2 separate regions of the Homo sapiens genome follow, and region 2 is linked to region 1. The links are chromatin loops, found by intact Hi-C in ENCODE. Cell type or tissue: IMR-90. All regions are shown on one strand.

What was found. Hi-C counts contacts between places; a loop is a spot of excess contacts. Peaks named below come from ENCODE experiments on the same cell type or tissue, not always from the same donor. Only the 100,000 strongest peaks of a DNase experiment are listed, where the experiment ranks them.
Region 2: a loop joins it to region 1, with 5 times the contacts of the local background. A loop is called at or near these places in 19 of 110 quality-filtered maps.

The regions. Positions count from the first base shown.
Region 1 is chr6:10,411,616-10,419,615 of GRCh38, forward strand. It overlaps TFAP2A (transcription factor AP-2 alpha), which reads right to left and starts at 3,459. Exons shown (of 7, transcript NM_001372066.1): 1 at 3,326-3,459. The coding sequence starts at 3,376. TFAP2A-AS1 (TFAP2A antisense RNA 1) reads left to right here and starts at 703. Exons shown (of 3, transcript NR_033910.1): 1 at 703-752; 2 at 3,066-3,436; 3 at 3,672-4,554. RefSeq lists a silencer at 943-1,302 and enhancers at 2,683-3,340, 3,341-4,000, 4,659-5,316, 5,317-5,974, 7,293-7,950. In IMR-90, a CTCF peak has its summit at 3,640; a DNase peak (open chromatin) is centred at 666; H3K4me3 peaks cover 3,835 bases; H3K27ac peaks cover 2,385 bases; H3K27me3 peaks cover 7,307 bases.
Region 2 is chr6:8,978,346-8,986,345 of GRCh38, forward strand. All of the region lies in intron 2 of LOC105374914 (a long non-coding RNA gene), which reads left to right. Among named protein-coding and RNA genes, the nearest start is that of HULC, 330 kb to the left of the region's middle. RefSeq lists an enhancer at 4,831-5,125 and a silencer at 5,031-5,080. In IMR-90, a CTCF peak has its summit at 4,981 (motif pointing right); no DNase peak of the experiment used is centred here.

The DNA of each region.
Region 1 (8,000 bases):
ACGAGTCAGGGTGGAAAAAAACAAGCAAGCCTGGAGCGCCCGGCTGCCCCGCCGCCCGAGCGCGCCCCACACAAAAGGCGCCGAGAGCCCCGCGCCACCCAGGACTCCAGTCACGGCGCCGACGCTCCCCGGAGCGCGGGAGCCCGGCTCGGATCCATCCGAACTTGAACCACCGATTCGCGCGGCGCCTTCAGCTGGTCGAACCCACGGTCTCTATCCTGCCGCGACTGGTTATGATTCAAAGTTCTTTAAAAATGAAAAACCCCAAAAAAGGAAAAAGGAAAAAGTATGTGTGAGTGTGTGGGTGCGTGCGTGTTCCTTAATCCGTGTCTCCCCCTCTTTTCTTAGCGGCGGCTTCGCTTGAGCTTCTAATAACCGCGCTGGGCAGCGTTCCTGGAGCCTCCTAATAGCAGATATTCATGACTATTAATATTACACGAATACTTAATAAGGGAAGAATGCCTGGAAATCGAGCGTGAAGCGGAGAGGCAACTCGCGCCGGAGCCGGCTCTCAATGCAGTCCATTGACGGGAGTCTCAGTGTAGCAAATCGGAGTGGGGAGAGGGAGCGCGAGAGACAAAAAGCGAGCGAGAGAGGGAGCGGGCGAGCGCGCGGGGGGCCGCGGCGCGGCGTCTGGCGAATCACAGGGAAGGGGCAACATTTTAAAAGGTTGCAGGGCATGCAAAAGTGAAAGAGAAAGAGGCAGAGAGGGAGACCGAAGGAGAGAGCGCAGAGAGGGAGAATGTGTCTGCGTGCGTGTGTGAGAAAGAAAGTGTGGGCGAGGGAGAGGAGCCCCGGGTGGGGAGAGGGGAGGGAGGGAAGGAGGGAGAGCCCGAGAGGAGGAAGGGAGGGAAAGAGGGAGGGAGGAAGGGAGGGAGGGAGGGGGAGGGGGCCCAGCCGGAGCGCACGGAGGGGGAGGCCGCGGGGGAGGGGGAAGGGGAGAGGAAGCGAGCGAGGACAATCAGACCTAAAAGGCTGGGGCAGACCTCGGGATGCAGCGGGGGTCGTGCGTAGCGGGTAGGAGCTGCTTGGGACCGCGTCCGGGCGCTCGTGGGGCTCTCGGCGCGGCAGGCGCTTCCCGGCCCTGTCTGGCCGCGGGCTCCGCCGCTTCGCAGCCGAGTCTGGGACTCGGGACTCGGCTGCCCGCTGCTGCGCGGCTCCTCCATGACCCGGCGCCCTGCCCGGGACCGGCCCGCTCGCTGCACTGGTCCTCTCCTCGGCCTCCTCTTGAGCTTTCCTCGGACAGGGGCACCGTGCGCTCCCCGGCCACCGTCGCTCTGCCCTCGGCTCTCTGGGGCCGGGGATTCCGGATCGGGAGCCGGGATGCGGGCCGGGGCGCGCACAGACGCTAGGCGGCCCAGCCCGGGCGCCGCTGGCACCGGCTCGCGGCTCCCGGCAAAAACCCGTCCGACTGGCTGGGCCACTCCCGCCTGACGCCCCCCCAGATGACACGACTAGCTCTCCCGGCGTGCTGCCTTTGCCAGTCTACCCGCCAGGTTGTCAGAACAAGCGGCACCTCGCCTCCTGCGTGTCCCTACAGAGCCCCGGCACAATCAGACTGCCCCAAGCCAGCTCCGAAACCCGAAATCCCCGCTCCGGCGCTTGCCCACCACGGCCAAAGTTGTGGAAACAGCTTTGACTTTATTCTCCTCTCTCTCTCATCTTTTTTTGCCTCGCTTACACACGCATTCACACTTGCCCCCACAGGATCCCTCTAGGGGTGCAAGTTCATCCCCCACCTAGCCACCCACCCCATCCAGTCGGCACCTAGAGCCGCACGGAGGTTCGGACCCCGCCCGCCGAGGGCGCCCACACCTGGAGCTGGGTTTCGGCCTCTGCGAAAGTGAAATGCCCAAGCCTCCGGCCAAAGCCCAGACCAGTACAGTATGAATTGTCCTATGAGACTGAGGGGTTCGGCTTCATTCCTACCTGCCCGCAAAGCTCGCCCCCAGCCTCGAAAACAAAGCGACTGGTCTGACGTGGGGTCCCTGCGCCCCTCCTCTAGCGCGACAGGACCCCCCCAGGGAAGAGCCAGTACCCGTGGGATGTCACCCCGTCCCCATCTACCGGGGTGGGGGGCCTGAAAGGAGAACGATTTAAAATAATCTTCAGAAAGAAAAGGGAGGAGGGAGCGGGTGACACATCGTTCACATAAACCCAATTTCTGGTTTCGAGTGAAGTCAAGATCTCCGCCCCTGCGCCTGCACACACACCTCCTGCCTAACATTCTCAGCTGCAAATGCCAAAAAAGAAAAAAAAAAAAAACAGCAAAAGTTGGGACTGCCACCTATTTATTTAGGTAATCTCCAGCCCTACACACCCCAACCCCTCTCTCGGACTCATTGCTCATTACAGTGTTGGTTGTAACCGTTCCCAGCGCCTCCTGCGGGTGGACAGGTCGCGCTAGGGTCTCCCTTGCTGCCTCAAGAAGGCGAGCTCAGGGGACTCTGCGTTTTAAAATGGGTTCCAAAGCGGCGCGCTCTGTCGGCCCAGCGGGCTTGCGGCACCAGAGGTGGTCTGCAGCCGCGCAAGGATTCCCACGGTCGTTCTGGGCTGGTGCAGAAGCTGGTGCTCCCGCACCCAGCGGCCAGCAGGCTCGGCGCAGCACATCTCCCCACCCCACCCCCACACACCCCCGTGGGGTGCGTCGATCCTGTAGCTCAGAGGGAGAAGCTACTTAGAACTTCGTGAAGCACAGAGGATCTGGAGCGAGCCCCGCAGCTGGGATCAGTGGTCTTAAGTTGAACCCGCTTACAGGAAGATGCAGCCCAGCTCACAGCGAAGTGTGGGGGGGCCGTCTCTAAAGCCGAGAAGGGAACCGCTTTAGAAGTGGGGGTGGGGGGAAGAAAGAATGAATGAATGAATGAATGAATGAATAGAAAGAAGAAGGAATATTAAAGATCGGAGAGGAAGTTCAAGAGAGAAAAGAGTTTTCTCTTTCCTTTCTGTTCCTGGTGACTTGGGCCCTCAATCTCGATGAAGATAACACGAGGAGTGCACAGGCAAGTGCCCAGTTGCCAGCAATTGCTTCAAAAGCCCATGTTCTTCTTTTCCCCCATTCTTAGGCACAGCCAAAATTGGTCAGAAAGGGGAGTAAAGTGGGACACGAGCTTCAAAGTAGGGAAACCAAAGAAGGGAGCATCCACGTCCTCTCTCTGCAGCTTCTCCCCCGCGTTCTTCGGGCGAATCCGAGGGACGGGCGCTGCGCTGGGGAAAGTTTGTCCCACCCGCGTTTCGCAGCTGGTTGCAAGGAGAGGAGGAGGAGAGGGAGGGTCAAGCTCGGAGCCTGTGACCGCACGGATGATCGAGCCGGCGTCGCGCTTACCTCGCAGTCCTCGTACTTGATATTATCCGTCAATTTCCAAAGCATTTTCATGGATCGGCGTGAACGGATATGCCCCTCTCGGTCTCGCACCCAAGTGGAGCTACTCTCTGGGTGAGCGCAAAGTGCTGGCTGCCGGCGGTGAGCGCAGGAGGAGGAGGAGGAGGGAGAGGAGGTGGAGGAGGAGAAGGAGGAGGGAGAGGAGGAGGGCAAGGAGGAGGAGGAGGAAGAGGAGGGCGAGGAGGAGGAGGAGGGCGAGGAGAAGGGCGAGGAGGAGGAGAGAAGGGAAAGAGCTCCCGTGTGCGCTCGGAGATCTCCCTCTAATGGTAGAAACTTTTCCCTTTTCCAGCTCTTTACCAACAGCCTAATCGCCTCATTAGCATATCAACAATAGTCCAATTGCTCGCCAGTACCACAATCTGCCGCCGGCCGCTCCGACACAGGTATAAAGGCCTCTCTACGCCGCGAACTTGCTTCTAGAGCGCACTCCAGCCTGCGAACTGATAAAACCTTCCTCGAGCTCCGCCGCGAGGCCCTGCCCCAACACCCCCTCTCTTACCCCAATTCCGCCACATTCCCCTTCCTTTCTTTCTCCGCTTCCTTTTCTCCAGAGATGCCTTCTGCAAAGCCCGGCACTGCTCAAGGTCCAAGCGCCACGCCTGGGGCCCAGCTTCTAGCACTTCTCCCTTAACCCTGCTACCACGATCCGAGCTGCCCTTTTGGCCCCGTGCAATTTTATTAGAAATCATTATCCCTTTCGCAATTAAACATAACCACCAAACCAAGACCGGCGAAGTCACTCCAGGATTTTTTCCCAACAAGGGATCGCCTCCGCTCGAGGCAGCCACCCCCTCGGGCCGCAGCGCCTTGGGAGTTTTATTGGCTTTGAGCTTTCCCCCAGGTTGGAGATTCTGCCAAGCGGCTCCGGTGGCTCTGCTGGGGTTTGCAATCCCTTAATTGCAGCGTGTAAAATAAAAGTTGTACCCTGAAGAGGTTACTTGACAGCTCCAGGGGTTAAACAATTTTTCTCCTGTTTGTGTGAAGCTAGGGCCAACTGACAGTTCAAATTGGTGTTCAGGCTAAGGTTTCCTGGGTGCAACGTGGACACGAATACAGAACTCCTATGGAACTGCACACCCGCTTCTGAAGTTGAGCCTAAAAACAGACGTGTGTGTGCCTGCAAGTCTAGATACCGTCTCGTGCGTGCATCAAAATAAATCACCGGGAACCGACTTTTAGCTGTGTTAATCTGCTCTAGTTTTCCCAAGATTCCCCTTTTTAATTAAAGCAGGGAGAGTTCCTTCATGATTTGGTGATGCTACTAACGCGGGCGTGCTCGCGAGGCAGAGCCCGGCTGCCGCGGAACCTGGAGGCCTGGGAGCCACCTACTCGTCCAGACTGGTCAGTCCGGGCTTTTGGACTCCTCACCGGGGCCTGCTGGGTCCTCTGGGGCTTTTATCCCTTTCGGTTTTGGGATTTTTTTTTAAGTAAGAAAAAAAAAAAAGAAAAGGACCTAATGTGACACTAGGAAATACAGAGTAATTAATTTTCCTGGCTGAGCTTCCTCGTTTGTCCTCCAAAAGAAAGTTACCTCTGTCTTTTCTCTCTGCTATATGTACAAACTCCTTAACTACACTAGGTCCCGCCTCAGAGTTGCTCTAGTAAGGACCTTTGATTCATCTGGGCTTGTTTCTCGAAAATCTCCAGGCCTCCCATATTTCCACCGGGCGTTCCTAAAAGGGGATGGGAACTGTGGCAGATTGGAGCATTCCCTCACAGGTGGAAGGAAGGCAGGAGCTGGGAGAACTCCCCATTCCACCCAAGGCTGCAGAAGGGGAATTCTCCCTCCAAACACCTCAGCAAACTCCCCAAACCTAGCAGAGTAGGCAGAAGGCTCCAAAAAGCTAGGGAGAAGCCGGAGCTGGCAAGGGGCCTTACAGACCCAGGAAGCCCTCCCCATGCTCTGGGCCTCCCTTGCCCTACCTGAACTGAGCACAATTCCTCGGCTGAACCGGGCTGGAGGCTTGGCGCCGCCCTCCGTCCAGAAAATGGTCGACTTTCCAGGGCTAGACCCTGCAGGGCTGTCCCAGCCTGTCGCCAGTGCAGTGGTTTGAAGTCAGGATCTGGGCTGCCAGGAGCACCGACACCCTCCCAGCAGCGGCCATAGCCTGAGCAGGCCAAACCCTAGGCCTGAGAGCATGGGTTTTTACACTCCGTAGACGTCGCCGCGGTGTGCTTAAGGGAACTCCAAGTTTCGCTTTCTTGCCCTCTGCGGGCTTGGAAAGGCCGCCCTCCATCCTCTGCCACCCCATTTCAACCCCCGTTTCCACCTCCCCGCTGCCCCGCGCCCAACAGATCTCCGGCTCCGCACCCGCTGGGGCTGCTAAACTGTTGTTGTATTCCCGCCGAGGGCGCCATTGAGGTGCAGATTGGGACCTGCCGGCTCTGGACTGCCGCCCCCGGTGTAGGCGCTGATGAAAGGCCCGGGCGAGCGCCAGGGTCGCCTCTGGAGCCAGCCGAGCTGCATTTATGCCAGCGTCATTACCACGCTAAGTCGCTTCATTGCATGTCAATGCTCCGGCGGGGCCAGAACCCCGGGACAGCAGCGCCAGGCCTGGGGTTGGAGGTCGGAGATCCAGGCCTGACGTGGGGGGCATAAAAAGGGCGTCGCGGGGAAGAGGGAGTATTTGTGTGAGAGACAGAGTCACAAAGAGAAAGAGACAGTGAGGGGCCAGAACGACTCTCTTTTCTCCGATTGTCAATGCCCAGTGGGAGCCGGGAGCCCAACAGGCCCAGCCCATCAGATTCGGCCCCTCCGGGCCCCAAATCCGCTCGCCCCACCCGAGATCCAGGCCTCCAGCCACTTGCCTAACTGTGAGCCCGCAAGAGCCAGGCCCGCGGCTCCCTCCTTCCTCCTCCTGCGGCAGTCTCGCGGCTTTCAAACCTTAGTCGAACCCACAGAAGGCCCAGTCCCAGGCCAAACCTACTCAACAGGCACCTTCTCACGGCCTAGGAATTCTGCAGCGAAATTCACTGGAATTTGAGGAGAAAACCCAAAGACTGCTCCGAAAGGACTCCCCCAGTCTTCAGCCTCCAAATAAGAGAGTTAGGAAGGGCCTTTAGCCCACAGGGTCAGGAAGGGAAAGGTGTGGATTCCCGGGATTTGTCTCTGGTATGGGATTTGCATCCTTAAACCACGAGGTTTGTCTAAACTTGCGGATGAAATACCATTTAGTGAGGCTTAACTAGGGAGAAGAATATAAAAGAGCTCACTCTTGATAAAAGTAATAAATCCAAGGGAAAAAAGTACAGAACGCAAAAGGCCTTTCTTTCTCCAACTCCAGGTAGCTTAGTGAAGACTGCACTTCTCAGAACTTTACTTTTAATGGCCTAAATCTGAAACAAGAGAAAGAACTCGACCAGGAGTAGCAAGGCCTCAGATTTTTGGGGGGAAGTTCAGGGCATTAGATTCGAATTGTCCCCTGGGCTTTTGGGCACACAGAATCTCACCCTCACCAGGCCTCTTGGTTGGGGCGAAAACAGGGCCTCGCGGTTCTGATGATGAAATCGGCGACAGGCAGAGCCTTTTACCGCCACCATCCTGGCCAGAGCCGCTCTGTTTCCCGAAGGGAAAGTGTCTGGAAGTTGGAAGGAGAGAGCTGGACAAATGCTTCCTTGGCCAGGGTCGGAATCCGGGGCTCAGGAAGGACAGGAGCCAAGCCTTGGATGCCTTGTGGTGTCCGCGGCCTAGCAGGGCCAAGTTCCACAGGCGTTGGTTTTGGCAAATTCACCACCCCCCTGCCTCCTCACCCACCATTCTCACACTCCCTCATCCGTAGCCCAGGCGGCAAAAACCCATTTCAGGAAGTGGAGTGAGTTGCTAGCTAAACTTCGGGCAAACTTTGTATCTCCTACAGAAACACGCTGCCTCCGCGACCCAGCCATCTGGACCCCTTTCCATTCTTCACACATCCTAGATCTCCCGAAATCTGGGGGTACCAAGAGAGACAGGTGCACCAGAACCTGTCCAACACTCAACCCTGGGGTCTAGGGCGAGGCCGCAGGCGCAGCAGGCTGAAAACCTTCACCGCCGCGCACCACAACCCCAGGCCTTCTCCCTCCCCCCTTCCGAATTAGTCATCCTCCCAAGTTTCTACTTGAGGTGGGAGGGGGGTGGGGGAAACGGCCACAGCACAAACCACAAGTGACCCACCAGGCCACCTGTGGAGCGTGCGCCGGACTTCCCCGGCGCCGGGCCCCGCGGGCTGCGCGCTTTGCGCCCAGCACCGCAGTCGCTGCCTGCGCCCGTTTTTCCTGTCTTCGCTGTCTCCTGGGAGCTCTCCTGGGCGCTGCCAGGCGCGCCTCACCTACGACTCCCCTGCCCTGGGCCACGGCGCTTCCTCTCCTCCTCCCCGCTCCGGCCCCCTCCCCTACTCCACCCCTGCCCACCTCAACCCCAGCCAAGGCAAACCCCCCGTACCTGCCAGTCCCCCATTTTGGCAAGTATGGACATCGCGGCTCTGCGCTCCTGGCGACTGGTCCCCGCCGGGCATGGGCTGGAGGGCTCGGTCGGGCCAGCTCCCTGGAATCGCTTAGGCAAATCCTCCTTTTTTACCTGCTCACCAACATCTCACCTGGTCATAAAGAGCTGGGTTGCTACCTGCCGACGCATGCGCGC
Region 2 (8,000 bases), 1.4 Mb before region 1:
CCTTCCTTCCTTCCTTCCTTCCTTCCTTCCTTCCTTCCTTCCTTCCTTCTTTTTTGTCTGAGAAAGTATTCGGCTCAAGTTTTGGAAGATATTGTCACTGGTTGTGAAATTTCATTGACAAGTTCTTCTTTTTCTCTCTTAGTCTGTTAAAATGATCACTCCGATATGTTCTGGGTTTGTGTAGTTGCTGAGGAAATGTCTGCTATAATCCTTATCTTCATTCCCCTGTATAGAATGCTTCTTTTTTCTCTGCCTTCAAGATTTTCTCTTTATCTTTGGTTTTCATAGTTTAACTATGATGTGTGTAGGTGTGTCTTTGTTTTGTTTTTATTCCACTTGAGGCTTTCCAAGGGTTTTAGAGGTATGATTTAATGTTTTGATTCTTTTTGTAAAATTCTCAACTACTACTTCCTCATTTTTTTTTCTGATACATTCTCTCTCTCTTTCCTTCTTGTGGGACTCCAATTTCATGTAAATTATACCGTTCGATATTGTGCTGTTGCTCTTTGATTTTGGTGGTTTTTTTAAAAAAAAACACTTATTTTAACTCTGTATTTCAATTTCAATTTGAATTTCAATTCAAAAAATTAAATAATTTTTATTTACCTAATTTCAGACTCACTGAATCTTTCCTCATCTGTGTACATTCTATTTATGAACCTCCTAAGGATTTACTTTTTTATGTATGATTTTTTAAAATGGTTTGTTTTGGGTTTTGTTGTTGTGGTTTTTTTTTTTTTTAACTTACAGCATTTCCATTGTACTCTTTCTGTATACCTGTGCTAAATTTTCCCATTTGCCCATTCATATTGTCCATCTTTTCCACCAGGTGTCAAAATATTTAATCAATTATCTTAAAGCCTCTGTCAGTTAATTCCAATATATGAGTCATCTATCCTTATGTTGCTCACTTTTTTCTTGATTTTTTTTCTGTGTATATCTCATAATTGTTTATTGAATATCAGATATCATGCATAGAAGAATAGTAGAAATGCAGGAAGATAATATTTATACCTAGCAATGATTGTACCTCCTCTTTTGTTCTTCAGTTAGAATGTAGGGTTTGGCCAATCTAATCAGGAGTTTATGTGGTTTGGAGTTTTTGTTGCTATGATTATCTTCAATGAACTATAGACTTCAAGCTCCTCAAGCTACTCAGGATAGAGTCAGGATAGAGTCTCCTAGGTTTTTCTGAGAGTCCGTTTGTTTTTTCCCCATTCATTGTTAGTCAACACTAAATACTTGCACCACAGAGTATAGTCTCCCTCCAGGTTCTTGCCACTTTCCCAGTGATAGAATACCATACCAGGGACTTGGTGCTTGGCTAGTGGTAGAATTGGGAAAGTTCTTTGTTGTTCTGGTACAACCTCAATGTTAGGCAGGACCAATGTGTCTGGGCATCAGGAGTGATACATTTTTACTGTTTCCATACTTCCTCTTCATGGCATTTTGTGTATGTGGGGTGGGAGAGATAATTCTCCATCAGTCTCTTTCCTTCTGTACATCTGACCAGCAGACACACTGACAGCCTTTTTCTTCATTGGACTTTCTTTTCAAGAATATTTGTATAGTGAATATCTTTATAAGATAAAGATAGTGCCTTCCTCTGATGCCTGTCCTCTGCAGATTTGTTTGCTGTCTAATACAGCAACAATACTGTTTGCAGTATAATACAGACATATTTTTCTTCTGGGGCAAAAGTCAGGTAGATTTGTTTGTTGTCAATTATGAAAGATTGGAGCATCCTACATTAGGGCTCTTGTTCTGTAATGCAACTGACTGCATATGAAAGCATCATCTGACCCTCATCATCATGTCACCTTATGGGTAGTGGGGCTCAGGGTACTGGGGAAAGAAAACCATGACACTCTGACTACCACTATTGCAGTGAGTATTAAACTGCGTTCTGTCTCTGACCCAGCAGCCTCATGTCATTCTGCCAGCACTTAGAGAATTGTGTGAAACTAATGAGTTTTTAGCTTGTTAAGGTAGGGTAAAATCTCACACCCTTCATACTTCTTGAAAATCTTAGGTAGAAGTTCCCTGCCCCTCCATTAGTGGAATCAAGCCTCCACTTGAAATCTGTGTAGGATCCTGGGTCTCAGACTGTTTTGTATTTCTCCTCCCCAGGAATACAGGGTTCAACCTTTTCCCTAGTAGCAATGGAGTGTTGCCTGTGCCATAAGAGTTATCTTCTATCCAGAATCTAATTGAGTTTTCTTCTTCTCCTTTCTCATAGACTTAAACCATTTGCTTTATTTTTGTTTTAAAGTCTTCTACAAAGTGGACAGAGCCTTAACCCTCACAGATGCTAACAACTGCTTTATCAGTGCTCCTGAGAGGGAATTATTCTGGTCGCCCGCTCAGCCCTTAGTCTTTCTCCTAAGCAAATGGTAGAGACCCACGGATAAAGTCTTGCAACTTTCCTTGTGTCTAGGGCCCTTAGCAATCCCAAATGAACACATTAACCAATTCTCCTCAGCCTTTAAGTGTTCATTAAATTTTTTGCTTTTTCATTTTGTACCAATTTCTATGGTGGTCATCCTTTTTATATTCTCACTAAGCAATTTCTGACACAGTTCTTGTGTCCTGCCTCTCTTTGGATGTGATGATTCACCTTTAGAATTTGATTTACTTGTTTGCCTTTATGAACTAGACTTTTAATGAGTTTAAGACAAGTTATAGTCTTGTAGATAATGCCCATGGTCTGAATGGTTGTCTCCCCAAAATTCATATGTTGAAACCTAATCTCTAATGTGATAGTATTATAAGGCAGGTGATTGGGTCTTGAGGGTTCTGTCGTCATTAATGGGATTAATGCCCTTATAAAAAAAGACCTCAGAGAGCTAACTTGCCCCTTGTCATTTGGATAAAACTTCTAAGGTTCCTTAATTCCACTCTCTCATTTTAAAGATAAAGGAGCTATGCCTGTGGAAGGAAAAAATCAAATGGTCAAGTAAAAAAATCAAATGGCTGAAAGGCACTGTTGCCAGGAGAGTTACTTTCAATGTAACAGTACCTCTAAGGGGTTCAATTTTAGTTTGATCCAGCCTCTCTAGCCAGCTGTGTCTTTTCCACTGTATGAGGACACAGCAATAAATCACTATTCGCTAACCCAAAACTGGGCCCTTACCAGAACCTTACCTTGCTGGCACCTTGATCTTGGACTTCCAGCCCTCCCTGCTGTGAAAAATAAATACCTGTTGTTTATAAGCCACCCAGTTTTGTGTATTTTGTTATAGCAGCCTGAACAGACTAAGACAATAATCTAGCCTTTTCTCCCTGTTAGGTATAGAGCCACATTCTTTGCATGTTTCTAGTCACCTAGAGGATGAGTCTAGAGAAACGACATATTGTCTAATTCAATATTCAAATGGGATATTGTCCAGAGAAAAAAATATTGTTTAATTTGTTCACTTGACAAAGATTTCCCAAGTCTTACTCAAGACCAGGTTGTTATACTAAGCCATGTAGTGGGTACTGAAAGATGTACAAATCATGGTGGAAGAGTAATATTCATATCATTATCCAGGCTTCGGCTTGGAGGAATGCCAGCTTGGTTAGCCCATTGGCATGAATATTAACCCATTTGAGATCCAGCTACCTGGGCTCCAAGCTTTATCTTTAAGAACTCCCTACTAGTCTAGACCTTCCTTGTTCCTTCCTAGTTTATCAGATGAGTAACCACTCTCACATTACTGTTTTTCCTGTTGAAGGCACTGAAGGCTTCCTCTTTCTTCTCTTTTTCCTCACACACAGCTGGCTAGAGAGGCTGGATCAAACTAAAATTAAACCCCTTAGAGGTACCGGTACATTGAAAGTAACTCTCCTGGCAACAGTGCCTCTCAGCCATTTGATTTTTTTTCTTGACCGTTTGATTTTTTCTTTCCACAAGCGTAGCTCCTTTATCTTTAAAATGAGAGAGTGGAATTAAGGAACCTTCGAAGTTTTATCCAAATGACAATTTGTGACTCTTTCATTTTTCTTTTTTTGTCCTCATCAAGACAGATGAATTATATGATTGAGAGTTGGAAAGGAACATAGAAATAGATACACTAATCTTTTTGTCGTGAAAACGAGAAAATTCAGACTAAAGAAATTCAAATGATGTGCCCAAGGCTACACAGATGTAAAATGAAAACAAAAAATGAAGAACTAGATTTAAATCATCAGTGCTTGACCACAAGGAAGGCCTAGGAGAGGAGATAACTGCTTGGATTTGGATGAAACAAACTGTGTTCAAATCCTGGATCTATTGCTCAGTGATCTGTAAAACTTAAGCGCAGTGACAACTTCTCTAACATTCAATTTACCGTTTTGTGAAAAAGGAGTGACAGTGGCAAGATTTGTTTCCTAGGGCTGAGGTGGGCATTAAATGACACTGTTGTTGAAAGTACTCTCAATAAATAGACGAGCTTCTTTCGAACAGTACAATGCGCTTTATGATGTTGATGTATGGACTTTGATCAGTGGGAGAAATCGTCAAATCCGGGTTTCTTTGCCAAGTTTTGAATGGAAATACATTGCATTGTCTCACAGGCGTCTATGACACACAGGAAGGTCAGGAGTCCTTCGCAAATTTGGTTTATGCTATTATTCAGAATGGGTGAGTTTTAAAACTTTAATTAACCAAGTTAACCTATTTGTTTGCCAATGCGTGGAAGGTTGTATTGTTCTAACCACATTGCAACATTTTGGATAAAAGCGTAAATGTGGGTGTGGGAGGAAAAAAAAGAGAAACAGATTTGGATCAAAGCTACTGCGGAACAACTGCCACAGCACTCATTTTTTTCCCCCAAGGAATAGCTGTGGTAGAGAGCAGTGCCAGCTTGGAGTTTGCAACGTCTATTTTCTAGCCAACGCTATGATTTTTATTCCTGTTTATTGACCAAAAATTGCTTCATTTACTGAACCAACCACGTAGCGCAGCAGAGAGGCGGCTGTGGTTTCGCTGCCTGGGCCCTGAGCAATACCCACCTCTGTCCCATAGATGGCAGCATTTCACAAACAACGCCGCCACCGGGACGCATTGAGAACTCAGCTCCAGTAATCTGTTGACAGGATTAAGGACCCCTGTTGTTTTACAGGAAGTAAATAAATCCTTATGGTATTCTGGAAGGCTCAGAAGTATATGAGAGTGGTAGGAAATTGTTTATTCTATGGTAAAGGTATCAAATGAATATTTACAGCATTTAAAACAATTACCTCGGATTGATGTGGACTGGTGTTAAAACTCAGCCTGTTTGCATTATCTAGTTTAGAGTATTTGTTCAACTTTTGCCCAGTAGGTTTAGTTTTTCTGAGTACAGAATTTCTTGCTAGCATAAGTTGATGGTGAATGCTAAGGCTGATAAGATGGTGATAATTTCTCTTTAGAAATTAAAATGTTATCTATTTGTGCAAATCACTGTGTAAGAAAAACATAAACCACATGATACTGTAAACTCTAAGAACATGAAAAATAATGAAGAGAATAAAGGATGTAACAGTACAGGATGAATAGAAATATAGTAGGTGGGTTTAGGCAAAGGATTATCTTCAACTTTAAAATCCATTGAAATTGTCAATTTTAGACATGGAAAAGTTCTGTTATAAATCCAGACCATTGAATGGTTTCAGTATTCTTAAATACATTTCTGAGATATTTCAAAAACGACACAGGGCAATAATCTAAGTGAATCAGTGAGATTTACCCAGGGGTGGATTAAACAAGCCTACTCCTTAGATTTTCCACTGCCTTAGGGATGCACTATAATTTTCTATCCCTCATTTTTAGGCAACTTCCTTTACTCCATATGTTTCAAGAAGCTGATGATTTTTGAAAAGTACATTTGATTTGTGGTCATGACTCATTACCAAGTAAATAAATGATTATCATTTTGAGCTTCAACACACATTTTCTTTTTTAATTTATTTATTATTTATTATTTTTTAGAGACAGGATCTTACTATGCAGGGTCAAACAATCCTTCCACCTGGGTCTCCCAAAGTGCTGGGATTACAGGTATGAGCCACTGTGCCTGGCCCACAGCACACATTTCAGATATCCAATTAAAAAAATGATCAAGTGACAATCTCTAATAAAATGTCTGCTCTTTTATAATATGACTTGTCTGTAAAGACTTCACTAGACACTAAATTCAATTTTTCTTTTTAGATTCAAGTGTGAAGTCGAAATGTTGATAATTTATTCACAAGATAATGCCCTGTACAACTCTTATTTTTATGAAGGATAATTGGATAAATTAGCCTTAATAACCAATGAAACTCATGCTCAAGTACTGGACATGCTATTAAGTCTGTCTCCATTGGGCATCTGAATTATTCTGGCCTTCAGTTTCCATATTGGTAAGATGTCTATCATAATGATTTTATATAAAACAGTGTTAGGAATCTGATATTGACATCCAGTTTCTAAAGCCTTTCCTAAATTGTTAGGCAAACAAATGTTTAGTATTCAATTTACACAATGATATTCACTACCACTTATTAAACTGTTGCTTGTGTCGCCCCCCCCCCTTGTATTATGTCACATAATTGTGTAACTTTGTGGTGCAATCAATACTATTGATAAACAGTCAGTGCATCTTGGCTAGTCAAGATGTTGTCCGTCAAGAGTGTTTAGCTTGATAGAATTCAGCCAAGTGTAGTGAGAACATTGCACACTGTGTAGCATTGGTCACATAACTCAATAATACACAATCATAGCGATGCACAGGTGACAATAGTCTAACCAGTAGCTGCTTTTTGTTTGTTTGTTTAAGATGATTTCCTTCGATGCTCTGCATACAGCTTCAGGAAAATATAGAATGCCAGTCTAAAGTAAAACCCTTTCCAATGCATTTTTAAAAATTGTGTTAAGAAGAAATAACATGAGTTCTACCCTCTTAACAAGTTTTTAAGTGTACCATACAACATTGTTAGGTGCAAGCACAATGTTGTACCTCGGACCTCTAGAACCTTTTTTTCTTGCTTATCTGAAATTGTATACCCATTGAACAATCATTCCCCATCTTCTCCCCCTACCTCCCGGTAACCATCATTCTACTTTATGTTTCCATGAGTTTGACTGTTTTACATATGTCATGTAAGTGGACTCATGCAATACATTTTCTTGATCATTCATCCATTGATGGACATTTAGATTATTTCTATATCTTTGCTATTAAGAATAATTCTCCAATGATCATGGGAGTGAAGATACATCTCTTTTAGATCCCAATTTTAATTATTTTGAATGATTACCCAGAATAATTAACCAGAATGGAACTGCTGGATCATATGGTAGTGTTTTGTTGTTGTTGTTGTTGTTGTTACTGTTGTTGTTTTTTGTTTGTTTTGTTTTGTTTTTGTTTTGAGATGAAGTTTCGCTCTTGTTGCCCAGGCTGGAGTGCAATGGCGCGATCTCGGCTCACTGCAACCTCCGCCTCCCGAGTTCAAGTGATTCTCCTGCCTCAGCCTCCTGAGTAACTGGGATTACAGGCATGCACCGCCATGCCCAGGTAATTTTGTATTTTTAGTAGAGACAGGGTTTCACCATGTTGGTCAGGATGGTCTCGAACTCCTGACCTCCGGTGATCCGCCCGCCTCAGCTTTCCAAAGTACTGGGATTATAGGCATGAGCCACCACACCCAGCCCGTAGTGATATTTTTAATCTTTTGAGGAACTTCCATACTGTTTTCCATAGTGGCTGCACTATTTTATGTGCCCACCAAGAGTATACAAGCGTCCAATTTCTCCACAATCTCACTAACACTTTTTTTTTTTTTTATGATGGCCATCCTAACAGGTGTGAAGTGATAGCTCATTGTAGTTTTGACTCCTACTTGCCTAATGACTAGGGATGTTGAGCACCTTTTAATAGACTTGTCTGCTATTTCTGTCTTACATAGATAAATGTCTGTTTAGGTCGTTTACTCATTTTCTTAATCTGCTTATTTTTTGTTGTTGTTATTTAGTTATAGCAGTTCCCTACATATTAGTTCCCTATATATAGTTT